Linked DNA regions of Homo sapiens: region 2 is linked to region 1. A link is an interaction called in ENCODE POLR2A ChIA-PET data of the cell type or tissue named here. Cell type or tissue: GM12878. All regions are shown on one strand.

Evidence for each region. ChIA-PET counts read pairs that join two places held together with the same protein. Peaks named below come from ENCODE experiments on the same cell type or tissue, not always from the same donor. Only the 100,000 strongest peaks of a DNase experiment are listed, where the experiment ranks them.
Region 2: POLR2A ChIA-PET joins it to region 1 with 5 read pairs; 3 of 35 experiments call an interaction of 5 or more read pairs at or near these places.

Annotation. Positions count from the first base shown.
Region 1 is chr18:42,025,136-42,027,635 of GRCh38, reverse strand. It overlaps PIK3C3 (phosphatidylinositol 3-kinase catalytic subunit type 3), which reads right to left. Exons shown (of 25, transcript NM_002647.4): 14 at 88-193. Among named protein-coding and RNA genes, the nearest start is that of PIK3C3, 71 kb to the right of the region's middle. In GM12878, no CTCF peak of the experiment used is centred here; a DNase peak (open chromatin) is centred at 1,475; H3K4me3 peaks cover 288 bases; H3K27ac peaks cover 1,848 bases.
Region 2 is chr18:41,973,726-41,976,225 of GRCh38, reverse strand. All of the region lies in intron 4 of PIK3C3 (phosphatidylinositol 3-kinase catalytic subunit type 3), which reads right to left. Among named protein-coding and RNA genes, the nearest start is that of PIK3C3, 20 kb to the right of the region's middle. In GM12878, no CTCF peak of the experiment used is centred here; a DNase peak (open chromatin) is centred at 1,175.

The sequences.
Region 1 (2,500 bases):
TTTAGCTCATGGGATGTTCCTAAACAGGCAACAGGCTGAATTTGGCCCATGTGCTGCAGTTTGCCAACCCTCACATTTAAGGGTTACCTTCAACAATGCTTGGCTGAATCTTCTCATTACGTTCAAGTACATCTCATGGGTCTTTGGATCTCTCTGCTGAGTATCTTGATCTTCACATTCCACTATCACATACCTTAAAAATAGTTTGAGCCATTCATGTGATGTGAAATGAAACTTAGATTCAGTTTGTAAATACTCATATCATTTCACTAAAACAGATTAATTTACATATGCAAAAATAATAAAATTGGAGTAATAAAACACATTTTATCATCACTTTTAAAAGTGAAAACTTAAAGAGGAACACATACAACCATCAATAAAAGGTAAACTAAGAGTGGTAATGCCTTAATTTGTGTAATATCCCAAATTTTCTAAAACTTTTGCCACCAAAACAAGCATTTTCTCCTATTTATGAGGTAGAGTATTAACATCCTCAGAAATCATCTAAGCTCACATATTTACTGAGTAACTCGAGAACAAAAACTATTATTTTCATAATCTGTGTAATACTTTGGTATTACATAAGACTCTCTTATTCTGAAAACCTCTCTGAAGCTATTCTTGTCACTTATATTTTCAAAAGATGAATAAAATTTTAAGTAATTTTTCCTTTCCCATCCAGTTTCCCGTTTTTCAAAGATCCATACATAATCTTTAACTTTCCAATTAAAAAACTATGGTTTTAAAGAGTAAAAGACATTTTAAATGTCTTCTTAACCCTCATCTGCTTATACAATTACAAAAATCATATAAGCAATGATCTGAATAAGACTTTATAGGTCTTCTAATCCAGTGTTTCTAAATGTTCCACTGGGAACAAACCAAAGCAAATAACAGGTTGGGCATGGTGGCTCACACCTATAATCCCAGTGTTTTGGGAGGCCTAGGAAGGAGGATCACTTGAGGTCAGGAGTTTGAGACCAGCCTCTACATTTAAAAAAAAATTAAATATAAGCCAAGTGTGGTGTCGCCGACTATAGTCCCAGCTACTAAGGAGGCTGAGGTGGGAAGATAGCTTGAGCCCAGGTGAAGCTGCAGTAAGCTATGATCATACCATTGCACTCCAGCTTGGGCAACAAAGGGAGATGATATCTCTCAAAGAGAAAAAAAAAAGTATCACAGCTTGATACACACAGCCACATATGCACACAGATGTATAAAACGGAAAAGTTTCACAAAGCAACATCCTGTGAGCAATATGTTAATATTTGCTATTCTGTTTATTTCATTTTTCTTTAAATACAAATGCTAGACTGTGAAACTTTAAATTACTTTCAGTGGATCATGATGATGTGTAGTTTGAAAACCATCAATCTCAATCAACTTGCTTGCTTCATCAATAGTGAAACTTAGAGGGGCTGTGTCTTGTCTATGGTGGTATGACTGATTGTAAAACTGAGATTGAAACCCAGGACTTTGGGCTCCCAGGTCAGACTTTTTTGATTTTACTAAGTTGACTTTCACACTGTTTTATCTTTAAAACACATGTGAAACTTTTCGACCTTCTTAACTGACAATGTTTCCCAAATCTCAAGTCACGGATGCTTATTATTATGCTTTCCACTATTTCTGGGAGAGTATACTCTGTATTCAGCCATTCAGATGGTCAACTTCATGAGAGCTGAGGGCTTACCTGTCTTGTTCTCCACTATATCTTCAGCACGTCCATGTCTAGCTCATAATAGATGCTCAACATATTATTAATACATTACTGTTGAATGAATAATTCCACTCTTGTGGATTTAGCTACTATCTCATTATTGATAATTTTCAAATATAAATACATATTCATTTTTTACATCTAAGGTCTAATCTTGAATTCCATTACATGACCTGCTTTCACATTCATGCACTCTAATTTTCAAGGACCAGATCCCCTTTTCAAGACACTGTTTGTCATTTCTAACTGAACACATGTAAAACCAAACTTATCACATTAAATTGAATTTTTTCTACCTCTATCGAAGGTACTAACAATATCCAAGGTATTTGGGCTAGGAATTCTCATGTAGCAGGGTTCACAAACTCCAAATTTTCTCAAAAGGCAGGCAGGAAACAAATGTTTGAATCACTTAAATAGAAGGAAAGACAGAGAAGTGGGGCTGCAGCCAAACCAGAGAACATAGCACTACCTCAAACTTTCCTTGGCACTCAGTTCAATTTGTGGTCCATGAATCTAAAGCCGAACATTAAAACAAAAAACAGCAGTTCTAAATGGTGAAACTGTCAATATGGTATTATTCAAATCCAAGCCATCCCCTTCTACCCTTCATTGTTAAAGTCCTTGATTATCTCCGTCATCTTAGGGTATTCAGCTTTTCCTGTGTTTATGCAGCAAACTTATTTCCAAATGAACATATAGCTGACCACAATGTAGGGGCTCACTGCTGTATCTTGCTCTTTCTGACCACCAAGTAAACACTATGGCTGCAGCCAT
Region 2 (2,500 bases), 51 kb after region 1:
GCAAAATACTTTCTTTCAAGGGTAAATATTATAGTGGGTCAAACTACTTCAATCCCACTTTAGAAAATTAATTATGTGACCAGAAAATTCCTTGCTATCTTAATCTTGATTTTCAAGGATTATTTTGGGATTGTGATAATTTGTCAACGTTTATTCAAAAGATGCAGTACAACCAGCATATTCAAGTAAATTTAAATTAAAAGGATACTATAAAGAAAGTCCTTTTGGCCAGGCGTGGTGGCTCACGCCTGCAATCCCAGCACTTTGGGAGGCCAAGGCAGGCAGATCACGAGGTCAGGAGTTCAAGACCAGCCTGGCTAACACAATGAAGCCCCATTTCTACTAAAAATACAGAAAAATTAGCCAGGCATGATGGCGGGTGCCTGTAGTCACAGCTACCTGGGAGGCTGAGGCAGGAGAATGGCATGAACTTGGGAGGTGGAGCTTGCAGTGAGCTGACATCGTGCCACTGCACTCCAGCCTGGGCGACAGAGCAAGACTCCATCTCAGAAAAAAAAAAAAAAAAACAGTCCGTTTTAGATTTCCCAAAACTGAGAAAAATATCTGAGAAACCTTTCCAGCTCCTTCATGGTTCACTAAGAAATCAACAATATCATGAAGACTACTTACATTTCCAAAGTATCTTGAAATACGGTGTCCTAGATAGCAGGCACAAGTAATATGGTTACCAGAAAGATGTACTCACCCACCACAAATTTGTAAATTGGCACTCTAGATCAATGCTGTCAGTAGAACTTTTGGCAATAATAGAAACGTTCGACATGTGCACTGTCCAATAGATATCTTGTAGCCACCAGGGGCGTCTAAGCATTTGAAATGTAGTTAAAGTGACAGAGCAACTGAATTTTTAATGTTATTTCATCTTAATTAACCTAAATCTAAATTGCTACATGCGACTTGTGGCTCTGATATTAGACACTGCAGCTCCAGATTATAAATGACTCTTTGAAGTGGTTGGCATGAACCTATTCTCAAGAAACAATAACTAAATGAACTTAAAAAATCCAGCTCCTATTTAAACCTGAGATCTAGACCCTGGACCCACAGTGACGCCACACAGGCACTCTGTGGTTCAGCCTGAAACACCACCACATCTTACCACATCTTCCCTGCAACAGTGTTCACCTCTATACTCTACTCAACAACATTCCCATACCTATCTGTGTCACACAGAGTACAAAGCATTTTTCATCTAGTTGTTACTTTCTCTTTGCCTCCTCTTAATCAAACTGACAGAAACTAAAGCACATTCCAAAGGCATCAAGCAGAGCTGCTAAAATGAAAAGGAGACAGTGGAGAAGCATGCTTTTGCACTAACCTTTCATGTCTAAAGACATGGATTCAAATATAAATCAAACACTAAAGCTTGGTAGTCACATCCAAAACCCCAGGTGGATATGCATTCTAGTCATAAAACTCTTATAATATGACAAGCTGAAAAACAGAGCAGATGGGAACAATGGGTAAATTTGCTCAAGTAAGGCCCACAGCCACCAAAAGCCTGGGTCATGGACAAGGAAAGTTTAATAAATGCTCTAGAAGTCTGGTCTTTTATTATTTTCACAAATCAATTCAAACGGAAAGACACTATACTAAAAATTAATTAGGGAAACTTAGAAATGGGAAAAAGAAGAAAATGGGGCAGGGGGTGGGGGGGTAATAGTGTATTTAAATTATTCATTTCTTTCATTCCCTACTAGAAGTCTAAGAAATTCAAGTTATAAAAAATAAAAATTAAGGAAAATGATTATGTTTCCTTTTTTCATACTCATTTTTCCTTAAAGCAAAACTAGGCATGTTCACAAAATCAGGTAAAATCATGAGAGAGGTTAATTCCGCTAAATTCATCCTGAAAGAACTGGACTTTTAAAAACTCTCAAACTTGAAAAGCAGGCTTTCAAACTTCAGCTATTCATACTGTAATTAGAATTCAACTGTAATAGGTGAGCAATAAATCAGAAGAGGGTTAAGTCTGGCTTGTAGTGGAAGTTCTTTGCTTAATAATTATCTAACACCGTCTTTTCACAGGCCATTAAATAGTTAATCTTCATTTCACAGTCCTCTTGTCCATTATCCCTAGACAATCAAGACTGAAGTAGTTCTATAAGTGAGTAAACTCTCTCATACTGCAGTTTGAAAACTGTTACTACTATGCTACTTATTTAGGCTCATGGGTACCATGCATAGTAAAAATGCTTTGCTATTATTAAGATTTATGTATATCTTTTTAGTCTTAAGCCAACTGTCTTCTCAAAAATTAGAAACAATCATAGTAAATTCACTGGATGGAAAATAAAAGTTGCAACAAGAAATAAACCATTTGGTTCTAACTACTTAACCCTCATCTATTTGAATACTAATTTTTTTTCTTAAAATGGTAGCGTGAGAAATACAGACATTACATCTACCATCTCTGTTCCTTCTGTATGAAAATGGAAGCAGGAGGCATACAAATACTTTCCCATGTTTAAAAGTTTAT